Regions from separate parts of the Homo sapiens genome. Here region 2 is linked to region 1. A link is an interaction called in ENCODE POLR2A ChIA-PET data of the cell type or tissue named here. Cell type or tissue: OCI-LY7. All regions are shown on one strand. Links, peaks and the distances in the headings refer to the core of each region. The heading gives the core; the rest is flanking DNA.

Evidence for each region. Peaks named below come from ENCODE experiments on the same cell type or tissue, not always from the same donor. Only the 100,000 strongest peaks of a DNase experiment are listed, where the experiment ranks them.
Region 2: POLR2A ChIA-PET joins it to region 1 with 16 read pairs; 15 of 35 experiments call an interaction of 5 or more read pairs at or near these places.

Annotation. Positions count from the first base shown.
Region 1 is chr6:31,785,725-31,798,446 of GRCh38, reverse strand. It overlaps VARS1 (valyl-tRNA synthetase 1), which reads left to right and starts at 2,695. Exons shown (of 30, transcript NM_006295.3): 1 at 2,695-2,901; 2 at 3,197-3,616; 3 at 5,327-5,461; 4 at 5,552-5,690; 5 at 5,931-6,055; 6 at 6,146-6,230; 7 at 6,476-6,576; 8 at 6,710-6,837; 9 at 12,714-12,722. The coding sequence starts at 3,230. It overlaps LSM2 (LSM2 homolog, U6 small nuclear RNA and mRNA degradation associated), which reads left to right. Exons shown (of 5, transcript NM_021177.5): 4 at 398-457; 5 at 565-1,051. The coding sequence ends at 690. RefSeq lists enhancers at 2,243-3,097, 5,242-6,441 and a silencer at 6,937-7,097. In OCI-LY7, for the core only: CTCF peaks have their summits at 6,740 and 6,956; DNase peaks (open chromatin) are centred at 2,716, 3,806, 6,966 and 8,856; H3K4me3 peaks cover 3,008 bases; H3K27ac peaks cover 2,763 bases.
Region 2 is chr6:31,869,086-31,880,093 of GRCh38, reverse strand. It overlaps SLC44A4 (solute carrier family 44 member 4), which reads left to right and starts at 1,097. Exons shown (of 21, transcript NM_025257.3): 1 at 1,097-1,153; 2 at 3,012-3,060; 3 at 3,965-4,038; 4 at 4,164-4,242; 5 at 5,066-5,165; 6 at 5,248-5,373; 7 at 5,574-5,634; 8 at 8,533-8,620; 9 at 8,697-8,780; 10 at 9,047-9,282; 11 at 9,392-9,491; 12 at 10,457-10,549; 13 at 10,837-10,939. The coding sequence starts at 1,114. EHMT2 (euchromatic histone lysine methyltransferase 2) reads left to right here. Exons shown (of 28, transcript NM_006709.5): 28 at 1-335. The coding sequence ends at 10. It overlaps EHMT2-AS1 (EHMT2 and SLC44A4 antisense RNA 1), which reads right to left and starts at 2,286. Exons shown (of 5, transcript NR_174947.1): 1 at 2,016-2,286. RefSeq lists an enhancer at 8,883-9,816. In OCI-LY7, for the core only: no CTCF peak of the experiment used is centred there; no DNase peak of the experiment used is centred there.

The DNA.
Region 1 (12,722 bases), core at 2,580-10,579:
TCCTGGAGAAGGAGAGGGGAGACTTAAGGGTTGGGTTCTTACATCATGTCTCTAGGGTTAATAATGGTGTTCGTCGGCCAGGCACGGTGGCTCACGCCTGTAATCCCAGCACTTTGAGAGGCCGAGGCCTGAGGTCAGGAGTTCAAGACAAGCCTGACAAACATGGTGAAACCCCGTCTCTACTAAAAATACAAAAAATTAGCTGGGCGTGGTGGTGGGCACCTGTAATCCCAGCTAGTCGAGAGGCTGAGGCAGGAAAATCATTTGAACCCAGGAGGCGGAGATTGCAGTGAGCCGAGATGGCACCATTGCACTCCAGCCTGGGCAACAAGAGCAAAACTCTTGTCTCAAAAAAAAAAAAATAATAATAATAATGGTGTTCATCTTCCTTTCCTAGTATCTCAACATCAAACTAACTGACATCAGTGTCACAGACCCTGAGAAATACCCTCACATGGTGAGTTGGGGTCTGTGGAGAAGAGGAAACACCTCTAAAGCAGGAGGCCCCTGGGTGGTTAGAGGACATTTTTAAGGGTGTTTTCATATTTGTCCATCTTTGTCTAGTTATCAGTGAAGAACTGCTTCATTCGGGGCTCAGTGGTCCGATACGTGCAGCTGCCAGCAGATGAGGTCGACACACAGTTGCTACAGGATGCGGCAAGGAAGGAAGCCCTGCAGCAGAAACAGTGATGGCTCCTCCTCCTCTTCCCCTCCCTCTTTCATTGGTGACCCATAACCCCAAGTCCCAGCCCAGAACCCCTAACCCCCAATACTTGAAGGGGTTTTGTTTTTTTACTAATGATGGTTTTGTGGGTTTTTTTTAAGGGATGAGTGGATGAGAGGAGTAATAGGGAACAGCTATCCTCTCTTGAGAAGGGGAGGATAAGTAGGCTGGGAAACTTCAAAGCCTTCCCAGTCCCCAGCACCTGCCTTTCTCACTACTTCTCTGGAGATGGTAGGAGAGTTTCCTAGGTCTTTCCAGGGCAGCATGTGATTCATTTGGGGATGGAAGGAATCTGTCCCGCATCGGGAATAAAATTTATGATGCAAATTTGTGTTTTGGTTCTGTTACTATGTGTTGGGCAGGGGGCTGGGACATGGAAAAGGATGTCGAATTCATCCAAGCCCCTGTTACTCTGCGTTAACCCAGCCAAGAATCCAACTCAGCTTCCCACTACTCTCCTTGGTATAAAGCATATAATACAGTTGCTCTACACCATGTTTCCCCAACATGTCCCTACCTGTATGTTCTCCCTGTGGCCTTTTGCTTATACCATACCTGCAACTGGAGTGCTTGCTGTCCTTCCATTAATGTGATAGTGTCATAAGATACATTTCATGCTACCAGACTTCACCAATCCAACCAAATCAGTTCATGTTTTCTGAATATGTATAGAAGATAAATACAAGTGATGTAATTTATATTTTAGAGAAAAGTTGTGACTGGGAATTACTAAACTTCATTCACTCATTCAGCAAATATGAGTTCATGATACAGATGAGACTTCTCAGCCTTAAGGGACCCTTAGAGACCATCTAGTGTGACCCTCCTTTTTGTTTTTGAGACGGGAGTCTCACTCTGTTGCCCAGGGTGGAGTGCACTGGCTTGGTCTGGCTCACTGCAACCTCCGCCTCCCGGTTCAAGCGATTCTCCTGCCACAGCTCCTGAGTAGCTGGGATTACAGATGCCCACCACCATGCCCGGCTAATTTTTTTTTTTTTTTTTTTTTTTTGAGATGGAGTCTCACTTTGTCACCCAGGCTGGACTGCAGTGGTGTGATCTTAGCTCTGCAATCTCCGCCTCCCAGGTTCAAGTGATCTTCTTGCCTCAGCTTCCCAAGTAGCTGGGCTTACAGGTGTGTGCCACCACGCCTGGCTAATTTTTGTATTTTTACAAATACTGCAGCTCTGTCGCCAGGCTGGAGTGCAGTGGCACGATCTCAGTTCACTGCAACCTCAACCTCCAGGGTTCAAGCAATTCCCTGCCTCAGGCTCCGGGGTAGCTGGGATTACAGGCGCCTGCCACCACACCTGGCTAATTTTTGTATTTTTAGTAGAGACGGGGTTTCACCATCTTGGCCTGGCTGGTCTTGAACTCCTGACCTGGTGATCCACCCGCCCTGGCCTCCCAGAGTGCTGGGATTACAGGCGTGAGACGGGCTTTCACCACCTTGGCCAGGCTAGTCTTGAACTTCTGACCTCAGGTGATCCGCCCACCTCGGCCTCCCAAAGTGCTGGGATTATAGGCGTGAGCCACTGCGCCCGGCCGTCACCCTTTTTTCATACATGAGGAGATGAGGCTCAAAGAGGAAGCTGGACGCCAGGGCCTCGGCAAATGGACCTCCCCTTCGGTCCTCATCAGGCGGCTCCCTGCTGGGCACCTCCCCGCTACCGGGTGGGGAACGCCCTCCACCGGCAGGGCCGGCCGACCCTCTTGGGCCAGTTCCCTAGCTGCCCGCTGGGCGCCGCCCTCGCCACCCGGCCGAGGACCCGCACAAGGTGCCCGTGGCGGCGCCTGACGGGAGCGTCGTGCTCAGGGGTGTCCTCTCGTCCTGCGTCCGCGCCCAGCGCCCCGCGCCCCGCGCTGTTCCTCGTGAGACCGGCGGGCGGCGAGCCGCGCGGCCCCCGGGGCAGTGTCGGACACGGCGGGCGCGCACTCGCAGGCGGGGCACGGCCGCCCCCGCCAGGACCCGCAGGCCCGGAAACGCTCCCTGTCACAAAGGGGGGAACACGTGGGCGCCGGCTGCCGGGGCGGCGATCTTAGGGAACTAGGGTCACCTGGAGAGCCGCCCACCGTCTCTGCCCGCTCGACTCCTCCGCCCGGGCCGCTCGGCCGGTCCAGCCGCGGCCGGCGCCTGGCTGTGAGGTGGATTCCCGGCCCAGTCTGACCATCTCCCTCCAGTACGTACACGCGGCTCGAACCCGCATCCAACCAGACGCCGACCCGCTCCTGAGAGCCTTCCACACTCCCCGAAGCCCCGCGATGGTGGATAGTTCCTCTTCCCCAGGAACTCCCCACTGACACTGCCCCTCTGAGAGCCAGGTCCTCGGCTCCTGACAGCCTGCCTGGTCAGACCCTCAGTCCTATGGGACTCGGGTGTCTGCGGCGAAGGAGCTCCCGTGAGGGTCCCCTCTCTACTCAAACATAGGACCCACCTCGATCCCGCAGTCTTCCCCTGTCTCTCTTTCTCCTTAGGTTTTTCCACTTCGTTCGGACCTTCTCATAACTATGTCCACCCTCTACGTCTCCCCTCACCCAGATGCCTTCCCCAGCCTCCGAGCCCTCATAGCCGCTCGCTATGGGGAGGCTGGGGAGGGTCCCGGATGGGGAGGAGCCCACCCCCGCATCTGTCTCCAGCCACCCCCGACTAGCAGGACTCCCTTTCCCCCACCCCGCCTGCCGGCCCTGGAGCAGGGGCCCGGTGGGCTCTGGGTGTGGGGGGCCACGGCTGTGGCCCAGCTGCTGTGGCCAGCAGGCCTGGGGGGCCCAGGGGGCAGCCGGGCGGCTGTCCTTGTCCAACAGTGGGTCAGTTACGCCGACACGGAGTTAATACCAGCTGCCTGTGGAGCAACGCTGCCGGCCCTGGGACTCCGAAGCTCGGCCCAGGACCCCCAGGTGAGGGGGTTGTACAGAAGAGGGGGAGGGGAGAAATTCAGAGGAGGGAAGCGAGGACTGGAATGGACAATGAGACAAGAAGGTAGTACATCAGATGTGGGAAAAGAGTGATCAAATCCCAGATTGCCAACTGGTATGGTAACCCTGGGCACGTTTCATAGACCCGCTGTGTCTTGGTCTTCCTATGTCTATGAACACGCAGGCAAGTTGATGTAATGCTTGCCTCACTGAGTTAATAGGATTAAAAGATGTGCGCAGAGCACATAGTTTAGTGCCAGGCACTTTTAAAGTCTCTTAGTAAAAGTTTGATGAGTCTGAAATTGATGAGGATAGAAGTTATTTGAATTGTAGGAAAAGACTGGGTGAGGGAGAGATGACAATTGCTGGGAGGAGATAAAAGAGAAATGAAATGAGGAAGGTAAGTGAGAGGAGAGATAACCCTGCCAGATTGTAACTATCAGTCCTTCCAAAGGAGACCTGTGCCTTGGTGTACTTTCAACTCTGCCTCCTTGCATGGTATTGAGCACATGATGGAAAATTAGTATTTCTTGAATGGATGAATGAATGTGGCAGACCCTGACTTGCTCCCTCATATTGTGATCACCCTATCTACAATAGAGTCCTTGCATTCAGAATGTCTGTCCAAACAAACAAATAAAATAGAGTCCCTCTCTTCTGGAATTCCCTGTTTGTTCCCCTCTTTTATTTCTTTTCTTTTCTTTTTTTTTTTTTTTTTTGAGACAGAATCTCCTTCTGTTGCCCAGGCTGGAGTGCCACGGTGCGATGGTGCGATCTCAGCTCACTGCTCAAGCGATTCTCCTGCCTCAGCCTTCTGAGTAGCTGGGATTACAGGCGCCCACCACCTTGTCCGGCTAATTTTTTGTATTTTTAGTAGAGATGGGGTTTTGTCATGTTGACCAGGCTGGTCTCGAACTCCTAACCTCAGATGGTCTGCTCGCCTCGGCCTCCCAAAGTGCTGAGATTATAGGTGTGAGCCACCACGCCTGGCCCCTGTTCCCCTCATTCTGCTTTATTTTTCTTCATAGGAGTTAAGAAAAATAGGGCACTTCATTTTATATTTGCTCATTTGTTGTTCCCCTACAAGAATGTTAACTCTACCAGGTCAGGGTTCTGTCCATCTGTTCGTGTTTTCCTCTCATTCCCTGGAGAAGTACTTAATACATATTTATTGATGTTCTGAACCTGGCAGTTATTGAGATGCCTCATATAATCTTTACTTCTATGCTTAACATATTGCATCTAACACATAAGTATTGAGTAGGGATTTGTTGGATGAGTCAGAAGTGTTTTGTTTTTTTTTTTCTGAGACGGAGTCTCGCTGTGTTGCCCAGGCTGGAGTGCAGTGGCGTGATCTCGGCTCACTGCAAGCTCCACCTCCTGGGTTCATGCCATTCTCCTGCCTCAGCCTCCCGAGTAGCTGGGACTACAGGCGCCCGCCACCACGCCTGGCTATTTTTTTTTTGTATTTTTAGTAGAGATGAGGTTTCACCATGTTAGCCAGGATGGTCTCGATCTCCTGACCTCGTGATCCGCCCAGAAGTATTTTTATTGTGACTATTTGAGTGAAGAAATGGGACTCAGAGGTGGTGATTTGTGAGAGTGGGGTGGAGGGAGGCCACATGGATTGGGTTGTGGTGGGAGATGGAGGTGGGCCAAACCTTGTCTCACACTTCTTCCCCTTCCTGCCAGGCTGTGCTGGGGGCCCTGGGCAGGGCCCTGAGCCCCTTGGAGGAGTGGCTTCGGCTGCACACCTACTTGGCCGGGGAGGCCCCCACTCTGGCTGACCTGGCGGCTGTCACAGCCTTGCTGCTGCCTTTCCGATACGTGAGTCACCAGGCCTGGGGAAGAACAAGACTGCTCTCCTCAGACCTCACTGTAGGGTGACTGAGAAGAGTCATTTATTTCCTGTTCCAGGTCCTAGACCCACCTGCCCGCCGGATCTGGAATAATGTGACTCGCTGGTTTGTCACGTGTGTCCGGCAGCCAGAATTCCGAGCCGTGCTAGGAGAAGTGGTTCTATACTCAGGAGCCAGGCCTCTCTCTCATCAGCCAGGTGAGGAAGGGCGAGGAGTTGGAGGATAGGGGCTTCCCTGGGGCCTTCCATGCAACTCACTTTCTTTTTTTCCTAGAAATGGCAGAATCACTGGGGCAGGGTCCTGCGGGAGAGGAGGGAGAGGGGGGAGGTCAGCATGGGCAAGACCTCGGGCATCTAAAATACCCCATCTGAAACCTAGTATGGCCGTCCAAGAGGGTCCCCAGCTGGCTGAGTCTGAATTTCTGCACCTCTCTCTAGGCCCCGAGGCTCCTGCCCTCCCAAAGACAGCTGCTCAGCTCAAGAAAGAGGCAAAGAAACGGGAGAAGCTAGAGAAATTCCAACAGAAGCAGAAGATCCAACAGCAGCAGCCACCTCCAGGGGAGGTGAGGCGAGGGTGGAGCTGGAAGGAAAGTTGATGTGTGCGGTGATGGGTTGGCTGATGCCTGGGCCTATGTCTTCTCCCTCCCAAGCAGAAGAAACCAAAACCAGAGAAGAGGGAGAAACGGGATCCTGGGGTCATTACCTATGACCTCCCAACCCCACCCGGGGAAAAGAAAGGTACTAGGAGTGGGAAGGGGCTCACCCCTCAGCAGCCCCTTCTAAGTTTTCACCCTATCTTGCTCTATTCTTGCTCTCACCACTTTGTTTGGTGAGGAATTGCAGACCCCCTGCCCTGCCTCTAGGCCCCTCAAATGCCTGTCCTATGATGTGAGTGACGGAGATCCCGATCCCTCTCTGCCAGCACGTCTCCTTCCCAGAGTGCTCCCAGCCACGGCACTGAGCCCTCCCTTCCTCTCCCCCAGATGTCAGTGGCCCCATGCCCGACTCCTACAGCCCTCGGTATGTGGAGGCTGCCTGGTACCCTTGGTGGGAGCAGCAGGGCTTCTTCAAGCCAGAGTATGGGGTGAGTAGGCACTGCTGCCCAGGCCCAGAGTGGGTGGGGTGGGGAAGGGCAGGACTGAAGGATGTGTTGCCTGGGAGGGGCTGGGAGAGGTGACCTGAGGCCTTAAACATGTGCCATCCTTCTCCACCATCAGCGTCCTAATGTGTCAGCAGCAAATCCCCGAGGTGTCTTCATGATGTGCATCCCACCCCCCAATGTGACAGGCTCCCTGCACCTGGGCCATGCACTCACCAACGCCATCCAGGACTCCCTGACTCGATGGTGAGCTTCTATCTGCACCTTCCTCTGGTTCCCTCTGCCTAGTCTGGCTCTCTCCTTTTCCCTGACAGCCCCCCGAGCCTCTCTCCTTCTGGGTTGGTGCTCACTTCTGCCCCCAGTGGTGCTACACTTCTCTCTGTCATTCCAATCTGATCATTTAGCTTCCTCTCCTAGTCCAGTACTCCCATGCAACACCGCCACTTGCAGACTCTCTTCTATCCCTTCTTTCTTTATTTAATTTTAATTTAATTTAATTTAATTTTTTGTAAAGATGAGTTTTCACTTTGTTGCTCAGTCTGGTCTCCAACTCCTGGCTCAAGTGATTCTCCTGTCTCAGACTCCCAGAGTGCTGGGATTATAGGTGTGAGGCACCACACCCAGTCTCTCCCTTCTTTTTCTAGTAACAATAACATTATTTTGAATTTAATTAGGAACATATGAATATATATATTTTTTTTTGGGGGGACAGAGTCTTGTTCTGTTGCCCAGGCCGGAGTGCAGTGACGCCATCTCGGCTCATGGCAACCGCTGCCTCCTGGGTTCAAGTGATTCTCCTGCCTCAGCCTCCCAAGTAGCTGGGATTACAGGAATGCGCCACCACAACTGACCAAAATATATGAATATATTCTTGTAAGAAATTTAAAGTTTCAAATCTCCTTGACCATCCCCCTCCACACCTACTTCCTCCTAAGATTTAGCCATTGTTATCACTTTGATGTGTATCTTCCCAGATCTTTCCTATTTACTTACATATACACGTACCCATAGAAATTTATAGTTCTCCTTTTGGGTGAGTCTTTTCTATTTTTTAACATAAAGGGTTCATATTACACTTGTTATGATCTAGCTTTCTTCTTACACTTAATACTTTCTCTTGGAGATCTTTCCTTGTCCTTACACACATACCACACATACTGACTTCCTTCTTTTTAATTGTTCCATAATATCTCATAGTGTGGCTGTACCATAGTGAAGTCATTCTTTTTTTTTTTTTTTTTTTTTTTTTTTTTGAGACAGAGTTTCACTCTTTTTGCTCAGGCTGGAGTACAGTGGCATGATCTCGGCTCACCGCAACCTCCACCTCCTAGGTTCAAGCGATTCTCTTGCCTCAGCCTCCCAAGTAGCTGGCATTACAGGCACCTGCCACCGCGCCTGGCTAATTTTTGTATTTTTAGTAGAGATGGGGTTTCACCATGTTGGCCAGGCTGGTCTCAAACTCCTGACCTCAGGTGATCTGCCTGCCTCGGCCTCCCAAAGTGCTGGGATTACAGGCGTGAGCCACTGCTCCCGGCCTGGAGTCACTTTTTAATTAATGATTCATTCTGTTTTTTGTTTTTTGTTTTTTTTCTGTTGAAAACCTTACTCTAATGCACATCCCTGTATATCAAGTTTGTCCAACCTGCAGCCTGTGGGCCACATGCGGCCCAGGACGGCTTTGAATGCAGCCTAACACAAATTTGTAAACTTTGTTTAAACATTTAAGAATTTTTTTGCGATTTTTTTTTTTTAGCTCATCAGCTATCGTTAGTGTTAGTGTATTTTTTTAAATTTATTTTTATTATTTATTTATTTATTTATTTTTTGAGACGGGTCTTGCACTGTCACCCAGGCTGGAGTGCAGTGGCACAGTCTCGGCTCACTGCAAGCTCCAAACTCCGCCTCCCACGTTAACGCCATTCTCCTGCCTCAGCCTCCCAAGTAGCTAGGACTACAGGTGCCCACCACCACGCCCGGCTAATTTTTTTTTTGTATTTTTAGTAGAGACGGGGTTTCACCATGTTAGCCAGGATGGTCTCGATCTCCTGACCTCGTGATCCGCCCGCCTCGGACTCCCAAAGTGCTGGGATTACAGGCGTGAGCCACTGCTCCCAGCCAGTGTTAGTGTATTTTATCTGTGGCCCAAGACAATTCTTCCATGTGGCCCAGGGAAGCCAAAAGATTGGATACCCCTGCTCTATATGCTTGCTGAAGCATGTGTGGAAGGGTTTCGCTGGTGTAGCTATCAAGAAGTGAAACTGCTAGGTCGGCAGGGGCACACCTATATTAAGTACAAACGGAAGCTGCCAAGTTGCCCTGCAGAATGGCTTTGCTGATTGATACCTCCAGGAATTGCTGTGAGAGTGTTCATTTCCCCACCCTTGCTAAGCCTGAGCATTAGGGTTGCCTAATTAGTTTTGCCAATCTGATGGGCAAAAAAATACCTCTGTTGTTTTACTTTGTACCTTTCTGATTGCTATTGAAGTTGTGCCTATTTTCATGTTTTTTGGCCAGTCAGGTTTACCCATATGTGAATTGTCTGTATCTATCTTTTCCCCGTTTTTCTATTGATTCTTCGTTCTTTTTCTTTTTAATTTTTTTTTTGAGAATTCTTTACCTGTTCTGGGTATCAATTTTTTTGTTAAATATTGTAAATGTTTTTGTTGTATTATTGTGTGGTAGTTTTCCTGTTAATTGTAAATGTTTCTCCTGTTTTCTGTTACTATTTGTTTTCACTGTTAATATTTTAATTAGTGATAAATACAAAGTAATATTCTAGGTGACAAATCTTTTTAAAAAGTATTTTAAAATAACTTTACCATTTTTGGAAACCAGGGTTTATTATATTTAAATTTTGAGAATTTTTTCTGGTGTCTTATGTACTAAATTAATGTGGTCAAAAAATATTTACTGGGCCCAACTATGTGCCACCTCTGCTCTGAGCACTGGGAATATAATGTTTGATTGTGCATTTTGCAAGTAACTGAGAGCTAGGAAAACAGTTATATGTTTTATTTTTTTATTTTTATTATTATTATTATTATTTTGAGACAGAGTCTCTCTCTGTCGCCCAGGCTGGAGTGCGGTGGCGCAATCTTGGCTCACTGCAAGCTCTGCTTCCCAGGTTCACAGCATACTCCTGCCTCAGCCTCCTGAGTAGCTGGGACTACAGGCGCCCGCCACCACGCCTGGCTAATTTTTTGTATTTTTTTTAGTAGAGACAGGGTTTCACCCTGTCGGCCAGGATGGTCTCGATCTCTTGACCTCATGATCTGCTCACCTCGGCCTCCCAAAGTGCTGGGATTACAGGCGTGACCCACCGCGCCTGGCCTGTTTTTTTTTTTGTTTTTTTTGTTTTTTTGAGACAGAGTCTCTCTCGGTTTCCCAGGCTGGAGTGCAGTGATGCGCGCTTACTGCAACCTCTGCCTCCTGAGCTCAAGCGATTCTCCTGCCTCAGCCTTCTGAGTAGCTGGGATTACAGGCGCATGCCACCACACCTGGCTAATTTTTGTATTTTTAGTAGAGACGGGGTTTCACCATGTTGGTCAGGCTTGTTTCGAGCTCCTGACCTTGTGATCCTCCCGCTTCGGTCTCCCAAAGTGCTAGGATGACAGGCATGAGCCACTTCGTCCAGCCAACAGTTCTGTTAAATACACATAACATACAATGGCCAAGTTGTTTGCGTTTGTGTTTGCGTTTTTGTTTTTTCAATTTTTCAATTTTTTTTTTTTCTTTGGAAATGGGGTCTTGCTCTGTCACCCAGGCTGGAGTGCAGTGGCGCAGTCTCTGCTCACTGCAAGCTCCTCCTCCCAGGTTCACACCATTCTCCTGCCTCAGCCTCCTGAGTAGCTGGGACTATAGGAGCCCACCACCACGCCTGGCTAATTTTTTTTGTATTTTTAGTAGAGACGGGGTTTCACCGTGTTAGCCAAGATGGTCTCGATCTCCTGACCTCGTGATTCGCGTACCTCGGCGTCCCAAAGTGCTGGGATTATAGGCGTGAGCCACCACGCCCGGCCCTGTTTTTCAATTTTTTAATAAAATCAAGAGAGGGTCTCGCTATGTTGCCCAGGCTGGTCTTGAACTTCTGGGCTCAAGCAATCCTCCTGCCTCAGTCTCCCAAAGTGCTGGGACTACAGGCATGAACCACCATACCTGGCCTCCAAGTTTGTTTACATGAAAACAGAATGACTACTTTTTTTTTTTTAATTGAGACAGAGTCTCGCTCTGTCGCCCAGGCTGGAGTGCAGTGACGCGATCTCGTCTCACTGCAACCTCAACCACTTGGGTTCAAGCGATTCTTGTGTCTCAGTCTCCTGAGTAGCTGGGACTACAGGCACGCACCACCACGCCCAGCTAATTCTTTTGCATTTTTAGTAGACAGAGTTTTGCCATGTTGGCCAAGCTGGTCTTGAACTCCTAACCTGAAGTAAGCCGCCTGCCTCGGCCTCCCAAAGTGCTGGGATTACAGGTGTGAGCCACTGTGCCTGGCCACATACTTCTTATAAAACTCTTAAGGTAGCCACATTTTTTTTCCAGTGAACGTGGTTTAAATAAAATGTGAGACACTCCCATTACTTTAATGGAATAGAGTTATATCAACTTTTTATTTTTATTTATTTGTTTATTTATTTATTTTTGAGACAGAGTCTCTCTCACTGTGTTGGCCAGATTGGAGTGCATCGGCATGATCACAGCACAATCATAGCTTGGTGCAGCCTCAACCTCAGCCACCCAAGTAGCTGGGAACAAAGGTGCACGCCACCATGCCTGGCTTTTTTTTTTTTTTTTTTGCAGAGACTAGGTCTCACTATGTTGCCCAGGCTAGTCTGCAACTCCTGGGCTCAAGCAGTCCTCTCACCTTGGCCTCCCAAAGTGTTGGGGTTATAGGCTTGAGCCACTGTGCCTGGCTTGAATTCTTTAATCTATCTAAAGTTTCTTTTTGTGACTATTGGTAAGGGGGAGATTTTTTCCAAATAATTAGCTAGTTGTTTCAAACATTTTGAATAGTTTATCCTTATTTTACTGATAGGAAGTGCCAACTTTCACAAACACTAAATTTGCTTGTATCTGTTTCCAGGTACTATTTTGTTCCTGTTTAGTAACTTATTTTAACAATTAGAACTTTTGCTATCCTGTTTGGCAGGAGCCTCCTCTTCGTTCTTTTTTTTTTTTTTTTTTTTTTTTTTTGAGACAGAGTCTCACTCTGTCATCCGGGCTGGAGTGCAGTGGCACAATTTCAACTCACTGCAACCTCCCCCTCCCAGCTTCAAGCGATTCTCGTGCTTCAGCCTCCCAAGTAGCTGGGATTACAGGTATGCACCACCATCCTGGCTAATTTTTATATTTTTGGTAGAGACAGGGTCTTGCCATGTTGGTCAGGCTGGTCTCGAACTCCTGTCCTCAAGTGATCCACTCGCCTTGGCCTCCCAAAGTCCTGGGGTTACAGGTGTGAGCCACCACGCATGCCTGTCTTTGTTCTTTTTCCATATTGCCTTGGCTCTTCCTTCAAATCTTTTCTCCTTGACTAGCTTTAGAATCACAAGGGTTCCAGCTCCACCCCTGCTTCTTTCTTTTTTTTTTTGTTTGTTTTTTGGAGACGGAGTCTCACTCTGTCACCCAGGCTGGAGTGCAATGGCATGATCCCAGCTTGCTGCAACCTCTGCTTCCCGGGTTCAAGCAATTCTCCTGCCTCAGCCTTCCAAGTAGCTGGGATTACAGGCACATGCCACCACGCCCAGCTAATTTTGTATTTTTAATACAGACAGGGTTTTACCATATTGGCCAGGCTTATCTTGAAGTCCCCACCTCAGGTGATCCACCCACCTCGGCTTCCCAAAGTGCTGGGATTACAGGCGCATGCCACCATGCCCAGCTAATTTTGTATTTTTAGTAGAGACGGGGTTTTACCATGTTGGCCAGGCTCATCTCGAACTCCCCCACCTGAGGTGATCCACCCACCTCAGCCTCCCAAAGTTCTGGGATTACAGGCGTGAGCCACCGCGTCCGGCCTCCCTGCTTCTTTATTTAGTCCACTGACTCCTTGCCTGAAGCCTCTGCTTTCTTTGGTGCCAGGCCCCACTGGCCTGGCTCACCCTCTGGTCCTCCATGCCCCCTAACAGGCACCGCAT
Region 2 (11,008 bases), core at 1-8,000, 84 kb before region 1:
CAACACATGAGAACGGACCACACCCTCTCTCCCCAGCATGGATGGCCACAGCTCAGCCGCCTCCTCTGCCACCAGCTGCTCGCAGCCCATGCCTGGGGGTGCTGCCATCTTCTCTCCCCACCACCCTTTCACACATTCCTGACCAGAGATCCCAGCCAGGCCCTGGAGGTCTGACAGCCCCTCCCTCCCAGAGCTGGTTCCTCCCTGGGAGGGCAACTTCAGGGCTGGCCACCCCCCGTGTTCCCCATCCTCAGTTGAAGTTTGATGAATTGAAGTCGGGCCTCTATGCCAACTGGTTCCTTTTGTTCTCAATAAATGTTGGGTTTGGTAATAAACTGCGATTTTTGTGTTGGGGTGGGGAGAAAGCATACTTGGCTAGAGGGAATGTGGGTCCAAGGGCCAGAATAGGATGGGAAGCAGGCTGGACAGGTGTGGCTGGTGTGATGGCCGCCCAGTGCGGGGCAGGGAGGTGGGGGGCCACTATGAAGATCCAGTTTCACAGGCACGGTGGCTGACACCTATAATCCCAGCACTTTGGGAGGCCAAGGCAGGCGAATCACCTGAGATCAGGAGTTCAAGACCAGCCTGGCCAACTTGGTGAAACCCCATCTTTCAAAATAGAAAAAATTTGCTGGGCGTGGTGGCAGGCACCTGTAATCCTGGCTACTCCAGAGACTGAGGCAGGAGAACCGCTTGAAGCCAGGAGGCGGAGGTTGCAGTGAGCCAAGATTGAGTCACTGCACACCAGCCTGGGCAACAAGAGCGAAACTCCATCTCAAAAAGGAAAAAACAGGTCCAATTTCCACACTTTAATCTTTGGCGGGAGCGTGTTGGGAGTGTACGGCAGTTAAGGTAGTTGGCGAGATTATAAAGCGTTTTCTTATCAGAGCATGCCAGGTCGTTCACTGTGGTCCGTAGTGCCCCCAGGAAATAGCCCTGAGCCCCCGTCCCAGGCTCCAGCTCCCCAGCCCGCTGGGCACAAAGTTGAGAAGAAGGAACTAGAGTGTGTCGGGGACCACAGGCGGGGGTGGGGCTGTGACGTGTGGGAGGGCGGGGCGGGCAGCAGGTGAGACGCCAGGTCTCCAGGGCTCCAATCACTCCGGAGACTGAGCCATGGGGGGAAAGCAGCGGGACGAGGATGACGAGGCCTACGGTGAGACTGGGGCGAGGCCCGGGACCCTGTGGAGGGAGGGGAGGACGGGTACTTTGGGAATGGTGTCTGGGGCTGGCTCCAGGGAGAGGAACTAAGGAGAGTACTGTGTCCCTGAGGGGAGGGCCCGGGAACCGGGAGCCATGGAGGGAGGGAGTCAGGGTCCTGGGAGGAGGATGGGGCCCGGGGGCTGGGGCTGTTGCTGGGGAGCCCATGGGGAGTGAAGCTGGGTGCCTCTGAAGAGTTGGGGCTGAGGTCCTTGGGAGGAGGGGGGTATTTCAGGCCTGGACTCTGGGTCCCTAAGGGCAGGGCCCTAGGAAACAAAGCCGAGATGGAAGGTGGCAGGTTGGGGCCCTGAGCAGAATAGGGCTGGATGCTGGGAGTGTCCTGTGCTGCAGAGCCTGCAACCAGTGAGGCCAGGGTCCCTGTAAGGAGGAGGAGGTTCAGCCTGGAGTCTGGGTCTCTGAGGGCGAAAGCTGCTTGTGGTCTGCCGGCTCCCTTGAGGAGTGAGGGGACCCTGAGTGGGCTGGCCTCTGCCTGCCAGGGTCTCTGGGAGAAGTGGCAGAGGGAGTGGGTTCTGCTGGGGGTCCCTGTGAGGAGTTGGGGCTGAGGGTCTTTGTGGAAAGGGGGCTGGGGTCCTGCCTAGGGGTCTCTGTGAGGAGCTAGGAGCAGGAGCTGGTCTTGGGGTACTCTGAGGAATAGGGACAGGGCCCCTGGGGTTCCTGTGAAGGGTGAAGCCTGAGGGGAGAAACAGCAGGGAGCCTGTTTCCAGAATCTGCAAGGAAAAGGGGCTGGGGTTCTGAGGAGAGAGGGAGCTGGGGACTGGCCTCCAGATCCCCACGAGCAGTGAAGGCTGGGGACTCACCTGCGGAGGCCCCCCTGGTCTTCTGGTCTGAAGGGGAAGGAACCCCTATGAGGGACCTTCTCGAGGAGAGGCTTGAGTCCCTTAGGGCCATAGGGGAGCAGGCAGTGAGGACTCCCGAGTAGACTTCCTGGAGCGGCTTCAGGTCAATCATTGTCCATGAGCCATGGAGGGACAGAGTCCAGCGCACCTGGGGAAAGTGGACCCCACCCGCTCCTTCCCAGACTCCTGCCCAGCCCTCGGCTCTCCCTCCTCAGTGCCCACAAGGAACCCTGACTGCCCAGCCCTCCTCCTCCCTGTGTGTGTACTCAGGGAGGACCAGGAACTCAACGTGCCTGCAATCTCTATGGCTGGGCTCAGGTGTCACTCTGACTGCTGGCCCAGAGCCCGGAGCACACTGTGGCCAGGGGACTGAGGTCCCACCAGAGTGAGGATGTACAGGGCCGCTTCCCTCCCCAGGCCCTGCTGGGGTTGACACCTTTGTCTCCAGTTTCTTTCCCCATAGCCTTGAACCAGAGGGTAAGGTAGGGCCTGGGGCAGATAGGGGAAGAGGCCATGACCTCCCTGAGGGGCTGTGGGTCTGTGTGGTCCCTGGGGAGGGATTAGGGAGGAGGCAGGGATGAGAATGAGGGAGTGAGAGCCACTGGGAGTCCCACATCCCAGCTAAAGGGAGACTCAGGAGAACCGTGCCAGGGTAGGGCAGGGGACCAAGGCCATTTCCCAGACTGACTGCCTTGAGATGTGAGCCGGAAACTATAAAGGCCTTCCTTCCCCTCCCCATGGCAGCCTGGGTGGAGCTCCCAGGGAGCTGCTGAGCTGCTGACCAGGCCTGGATCCTACCTTTCCTGCTCCCCAGTTTTCCCCTCCTGCCAGTCCTGCCCTAGCCCATCTCCCTCCAAACACCTGAGGCCTGGGTAGGATCCTGGGGCTAGGAGGACTCAGCAGGACAAGATATGCAGAGAGAGACTCATCCTCCACACCTCTTCTCATGTCCCTCAGGGAAGCCAGTCAAATACGACCCCTCCTTTCGAGGCCCCATCAAGAACAGGTGAGCTCTGGGCACTGCTCCGGGGGCTGGCGGGGGTGGTGGGTGCAGTGTGGAATCCAGTATTTGCTTTGTATTTGCTAAAATATTAGTAGGAAACTTGTGAAAAAGAGAAACTCCTGCCCCAGATGGGTGGTGCCCTGGGGGGATTGTTGTGTCTGGAGCAGGCATCGAGGGCTTCCCAGTTCTGGGGGGATGTTCTGTTTCTTGACTTAAGTGCCGGCTTCACAAGCGAGAGAACTCACCCAGCTGAGCCCTTGCGAGTTGTGTGCTTTTCTGTCTTTTACTTCAGAAGAAAGTTTACCCACCCAGAAAAAGGTTTTCTTTCTTTTTGTGTTTTGGAGATGGGGGTTCACTGCAGGCTCGAACTCCTGTGCTCAAGTGATCCTCCTGCCCTAGCCTTCCGAGTAGCTGGGACTACAGGCATGCACCATCACACCAGGCTAATTTCTTTGAGATGGGATCTCACTATGTTGCCCAGGCTGGTCTCAAACTCCTGGCCTCAAGGGATTGCCCTGCCTCAGCCTCCCAAGTAGCTAGTATTACAGTCGTGAGCCACTGTGCCTGGCTAGGTTTTCTAAATAAAATATTTAAAAAAAATTAGCCGGGCAGTAGTGGCACGCGCCTGTAATCCCAGCTACTCGGGAGGCTAAGGCAGGAGAATTGCTTGAACCCAGGAGGCAGAGGCTGCAGTGAGCCAAGATTGCACCACTGCACTCCAGTCTGTGTGACAGAGTGAGACCCTGTCTCAAAATAAAAAAGTAAAAGCAATAAAAAAATAAAAATAAAGCCTACTGATGCCCATGCTGCAGCATCACCCAACTCTCTAACCCTTAACCCCTCCAGACCATAAGCCCTACCTCCCCAAGTCTCCTTAGCTCAGCCTCCCGTTTCGTTTCTCTCTCAGAAGCTGCACAGATGTCATCTGCTGCGTCCTCTTCCTGCTCTTCATTCTAGGTTACATCGTGGTGGGGATTGTGGGTGAGTTTCCAGCTGCTCAGAGCCAGGGCAGTGGGTGAGGGACAGGAACCCAGGGAGGGACCATTCCCATAACTGCCCCACTAAGTCCCTGCCCTCCAATGACTCATCTGTGCCTCTGTCTGCAGCCTGGTTGTATGGAGACCCCCGGCAAGTCCTCTACCCCAGGAACTCTACTGGGGCCTACTGTGGCATGGGGGAGAACAAGTGAGTACAAAGGCGAGAAGAGGAGTGCAGGAGCGAGGCGAGGTAGGGTGGGCAGGAGACACCCCCCCAACTCAGGCTCCAGACCTGTCCGTGCTCTTCCACAGCCTTTCCCTGCTGTCCCCACCCCACCTCAGCCTCCCTGAATCTGACAACTCCAGGCCACGTTAAGAACCATTGCTGGACAGTTAGCTTCTTGAGTCCCCCCAGAAATGGGAGGCAGTGGAGAGTCGTGTTAAGTGTATGAGTTTTACAGTTCAGAGATTGGTGTTTGGATCCCCAACTGGACCAAGTTTTGGTTGTGTGGCCTTGGACAAGTTACTCAAGCTCTCTGAGCTTTGATTTCCTTATTTGAAATTCAAGGGGAATTCCAGAAGCAATGCCAACAGTCCTCACATACAGATGTCCAATAAATAATAAAACCTCAAATATTTATATAGCATTTACTATGTTCCAGGCAGGCAGTAAACTTTACACACACAAGCGCATTGAAATCTCATGAGGTAGGCACTACTGTTTTATATGGAGTAGAACTAAGACCGAGAACAGGTGACTTGCTCAAGATCATAAAGATGATATGAAGTTGTGGAGCTCCAAGTTCATGCTCTGAGCTATTTGTCAGCTGCTGCAATGGTGACTTACTCTGAGAGATCTTCTAGGCATCTCCCTACCTCCCCAGCTGAGCTAGGGCCAGGAGCTGGGAGGTGACTGGTATGGGCCACGCTGGGCTGGGCCCACTGTATTCTTGAGAAGCCACCCTAGTGGTCCCTCCCCTCCCCCAACACCTGACCAGGCCCTGATGCACATGGTCCCTCCCCTCCCACAGAGATAAGCCGTATCTCCTGTACTTCAACATCTTCAGCTGCATCCTGTCCAGCAACATCATCTCAGTTGCTGAGAACGGCCTACAGTGCCCCACACCCCAGGTCAGAGCCTGGGACCTGCCTCTACCCCAGATCTCACCCAGGGTCTCAGGTTCCAGCCCCTTAGTGTTCTCTCTGCACCCAGGTGTGTGTGTCCTCCTGCCCGGAGGACCCATGGACTGTGGGAAAAAACGAGTTCTCACAGACTGTTGGGGAAGTCTTCTATACAAAAAACAGGAACTTTTGTCTGCCAGGGGTACCCTGGAATATGGTGAATATTGCCCCTAACCTCATCACTGTCGCCCAGAAGGGCCAGGGTGGGCACGAGAGGGAGGGGGAGTTGGGTAGATCATCACCAGGTTGGCTCTCCTGGGGAGTGTGGGACAGGCTGAGCCCCATGGTGGTGGTGAGGGGACCTGCTTCTTCATCCTGCTCTGTGTCTGTGTGTCTGTCCTTTCACTCCTGCCACAGACGGTGATCACAAGCCTGCAACAGGAACTCTGCCCCAGTTTCCTCCTCCCCTCTGCTCCAGGTGAGAAGCACAGATTCCTTCCTCAGACGTCATCTAGTCCAGTGTTTTCATTGCTTGAATGAAGAAATCAGGCCCAGAGAGAGTGAAGTCACATAGCTTGTTGGTGGCAAAATTGGAATTAGCATCAGGTCTTCATTTTGCTCTTTGTTATGTGGCCTTGCAGTCAGACCATCAGTGTTTTGGGGACCTACTATGTGCCAGGTGCTGGGGACAGAGGCAGGGATAACAACTGCTCCCTGCTTCAGCTACATTCTAGGTGAAGAGATTAGAGTTGTTCACAAAGAGACTGTATGAAAATCTCATGAAAACATACATGGGTGAATCTACACACACATTTTTTTTTTTTTGACGGAGTCTTCCTCTGTTGCCCAGGCTGGAGTGCAGTGGCGTGATCTCGGCTCACTGCAACCCCCGCCTCCCGGGTTCAAGCGCTTCTCTGCTTCAGCCTCCCGAGTAGCTGGAATTACAGCACATGGTGCCCGCCACCACGCCCGGCTAATTTTTATTTTTATTTTATTTATTAAATTTATTTATTAAATTTGTATTTTTAGTAGAGACGGGGTTTCACTATCTTGGCCAAGCTGGTCTTGAACTCCTAACTTCGTGATCCACCCACCTTGGCCTCCCAAAGTGCTGGGATTACAGACATGAGCCACCACGCCCAGCCTGCACACATATCATTTTTATATATGCACAGGGAAAAGGCTAGAAGGATATTTGTTCAAATGTTATAAGTGAACGTGGCTGGGTGGTAGGATCACAGTTGAACTTTTTTTCTTTTACAGTGTGCTCTTCCTTCCAGTAGCAAATGTCTTTTTTTTTTTTTAAGAGATGAAGTCTTGCTATGTTGCCCAGGCTGGTCTTGAACTCCTCGATTCAAGCAATCTTCCCACCTCAGCCTCTCAAAGTGCTGGGATTACAGACATGAGCCCCGACACCCAGTTGCAAATGTCATTTTTAATATAAAACAATTTTTAGGCCAGGCATGGTGGCTCATGCTTGTAATCCTAGCACTTTGGGAGGCTGAGGCAGGCAGATCACCTGAGATCAGGAGTTCGAGACCAGCCTGGCCAACATGGCGAAACCCTATCTCTACTAAAAATACAAAACTTAGCTGGGCGTGGTGGCATGCACCTCTTATCCCAGCTACTCAGGAGGCTGAGGCAGGAGAATTGCTTGAACCCGGGTGGCAGAGGTTGCAGTGAGCTTTGCAGTGAGCCAAGATCGTGCCACTGTACTCTAGCCTTGCTGACAGAGCGAGACTCCGTCTCAAACAAAAATTTTAGGCCGGGAGCAGTGGCTCACACCTGTAATCCCAGCACTTTGGGAGGCCGAGGCGGGCGGATCACAAGGTCAGGAGTTCGAGACTAGTCTGGCCAACATGGTGAAACCCCGTCTCTACTAAAAATACAAAAATTAGCCAGGTGTGGTGGTGGGCACCTGAAATCCCAGCTACTCGGGAGGCTGAAGTAGGAGAATTGCTTGAGCCCAGAGGCGGAGTTTACGGTGAGCCGAGATGGTGCCACTGCACTCCAGCCTGGGCAACAGTGAGACTCCATCTCAAAAAAAAAAAATTAGACAATTTATAGCATAAGATGAGATATCCAGTTATCAATTTAAGTACAGTAAGGAGTATCTCAAGTGAATACTTCAAAGTCAAGTAGATCTGAATATAAATTCTAGCACTTTCCAGCCCTATGGTCTTGACCCAACTATGCAACCTCTCTGAACCTTGTTTCCTCATCTTTAGAATGTAAATGACAGTGAGGTGCAGTGGCTCATGCCTGTAGTCCCAACTGCTCAGGAGGCTAAGGCGGGAGGATCACTTGAGTCCTGGAGTTGGAGGTTACAGTGAGCTATGATTGTGCCACTGCACTCCAGCCTGGGCAATAGAGTGAGAAACCCTGCCTCTAAAAAATAAATAAGCTAGGTGAGGTGACTCACACCTGTAATCCCAACACTTTGGGGGGCTGAGGTGGGAGGATTGCTTGAGCCCAGGAGTTTGAGGCCAGCCTGGGCAACACAGCAAAACCCCATCTGTACAAAAAATTTAAAAATTAGCCAAGTGTGGTGGTGCACATCTATAGTCCCAGTTGCTTGGGAGGCTAAGTGGGGAGGATCGCTTGAGCCCAGAAGTTCAATGTTGCAGTAAGCTATGATCATGCAGCTGCACTCTAGCCTGGGTGACAGAGCAAGACCTTGACTCAAAAATAAGAAAATAAATAAATAAATAGATAAATAAATGACAAAGCAAGGCTGCCTGGCAAAGTTGTTGCAAGGATGGCAGTAAGTGGCTCTGTAGGCACATAACAGTTGCCAAAGGAGGTGGGGATAAGGTCAGAAGGCTTCCTGGAGGAGGTGAGATGGAGCTGGATTTGAACAGGGAGTCATGGATGGGATTTCTGGTGGAAAGAGAGCCCTGAGAGAGAGGCACAGTAAGAGCAAAGGTACAGAGTAGAAGGGAACATGGGCTGGATTTGCACAGGAGAGCCTGGAAGCCTGGCCAGGGAGTGTGGATGCTGTCTCTGGGGCAGAGCCTCTGGAGATGTCTGAGTCACAAAGGGACCCAGAACCCTGGAGTGATGAAGTCCAGGCAGTGCCACGGTCTCCCTGGCACTCCACTCGGGTGGAGGGTGGATGGAAGGGTGACAGGGTGTTCTAAGAGTTGAGGCCAGCGGAGAGGAGGGTCCAAACCAAGGCACGACAGGGAGGGGAGGCAGGGGATAGACTGGGCTCCACAGGGCAGAAGCCCATTTGTGAAATCAAAAGCAGCCCACTGAGGGATGCAAGGCCCATCACCCTTCCCTCCCCTAAGGGCACTGTGGACTGGGAGGGGGCCAGAGACCCTCCAGGCAGAGCTCCTGGCCCCCAACCCAGCAGCCCGGCTCTCCCTTCCAGCTCTGGGGCGCTGCTTTCCATGGACCAACGTTACTCCACCGGCGCTCCCAGGGATCACCAATGACACCACCATACAGCAGGGGATCAGGTAGGCACCTCCCTCCCCCACATCCTGGCCACACCCCTTCCACCCACAGCCCCATCTGACTCTGTCTCCCCAACAGCGGTCTTATTGACAGCCTCAATGCCCGAGACATCAGTGTTAAGATCTTTGAAGATTTTGCCCAGTCCTGGTATTGGATTCTTGTGTGAGTCACCAGATTCCCCTCCTCTTGTGTCCTTGCCTTCTTCCTCCCTGATCCTCTACCCCCTCGCCCAATGTCTGAAACACAGGCTTTGGACAGAGGAGGAGGAGCCAGAGCTCCGAATGGATTCCAAGACCAACAGGATTTATAAGGGAAAGAGGCCTAATCTGGGGACATTGGGTGGTGTGTGGAAAGGCAGGGAGGGCCTCTGTAAGGGGAAAGATTTGAGGGGCTAGGGCTGAACCTCACTGTCCTCACCCTGCCTACAGTGCCCTGGGGGTGGCTCTGGTCTTGAGCCTACTGTTTATCTTGCTTCTGCGCCTGGTGGCTGGGCCCCTGGTGCTGGTGCTGATCCTGGGAGTGCTGGGCGTGCTGGCATACGGCATCTACTACTGCTGGGAGGAGTACCGAGTGCTGCGGGACAAGGGCGCCTCCATCTCCCAGCTGGGTTTCACCACCAACCTCAGTGCCTACCAGAGCGTGCAGGAGACCTGGCTGGCCGCCCGTGAGTGTCCTGCCCACCCCCAAGCCACCAGCTGCCCAAGGACCGCCCTGGGCCATGCCCGGCCCCAGCCCTGGCCCTGACCTAGGTCTGTCTGCCCCGTCCTCTGCAGTGATCGTGTTGGCGGTGCTTGAAGCCATCCTGCTGCTGATGCTCATCTTCCTGCGGCAGCGGATTCGTATTGCCATCGCCCTCCTGAAGGAGGCCAGCAAGTTAGGGCCTGCCTGGGAGGGAGATGGGGTTGAGGACAGCGTGGACCCAGGAGTGCTAGGGGACCTAGGGGGTGCTAGAGAGGTGGCAGGGAGCCTCAGAGGAGAAGGGAGGAATATAGCACAGTGGTGAACACTGCTGTGGCTTTGCTTCCCCATCTGTAAAATGGGGGTAACAATAATTCCTGCCTTCTAGGGTTGTCTTGAGGATTCAATGAGTGCCTGGAATATGACATAGGCCTTCTAGAGGGGTTGGTGGGAGTGGTGGTGGCTGAGTGGAACGGCAGGAATCCGGGCCAGGAGGGGCAGCAGCTTGCTCCCGATCAGGAACTGCCACACACACCTGCCAAGGGATCACGCTTGGGGGTGATCTTCCCTTACTCCACCCGAAGCTGCCCCAGGTGGCTTCTCTGTGACCCCAGTTTCCTCTAAGGGTCCTGTGAGCCTGATTTATTCAGTTCTGTTTATCCAGTGAGCACCTACAGTATGCCTAGCCCTGCACCAGGCCCTGAGGACACAGATATGAAAGACAATGTCACTAACCCTGTTGGTCCCACCCTGGGGGAGTGGGGCAGGCCCCAGTGAGGGCAGAGGGGTCAGCCCCCCCCTTTTTTTTTTTTTGAGACGGAGTCTCGCTCTGTCGACCAGGCTGGAGTGCAGTGGTGCGATGTCAGCTCACTGCAAACTCCGCCTCCCGGGTTCACGCCATTCTCCTGCCTCAGCCTCCGGAGTAGCTGGCACTACAGGCGCCCGCCACCATGCCCGGCTAATTTTTTGTATTTTTAGTAGAGATGGGGTTTCACCGTGTTAGCCAGCATGGTCTCGATCTCCTGACCTCGTGATCCGCCCGCCTCAGCCTCCCAAAGTGCTGGGATTACAGGCGTGAGCCACTGCGCCCGGCCGGGGTCAGCCCCTTGAGAAGATGGACAGCTGGGGCGGTGCCGGTTAACAGCTTTGTCTCCCTGCAGGGCTGTGGGACAGATGATGTCTACCATGTTCTACCCACTGGTCACCTTTGTCCTCCTCCTCATCTGCATTGCCTACTGGGCCATGACTGCTCTGTATCCTCTGCCCACGCAGCCAGCCACTCTTGGAGTCCTGGGGGGTGATGGAAAACAAAGCAATACTTGCCCTGTAGAGTGCCTTGGTGTCACTGGAAGAGGTGCCCCTTTCTCTGGGCAGACACACCAGCACTGTGCCTGAACAGAGTTGAAAGGGTGCACACAGGCTGAATTTCAGCCCTCTCTGTGCAGCAAACGATCTGCACAAGCACCTAGGAACAGGTCCCTAAGGAGCGAGTGACCTGTGGAGACCTCGTGTGATCATGCTTTCCTTGACTCCCCTCTGGGTACCTGGCTACATCGGGGCAACCCCAGTATGTGCTCTGGGCATCCAACATCAGCTCCCCCGGCTGTGAGAAAGTGCCAATAAATACATCATGCAACCCCACGGTAAGAGGAAGCAGGGGACATGGAGGCGGGACTAGTAGGGGTGAGGGGCTGTAGGGGCCACATTCCTCA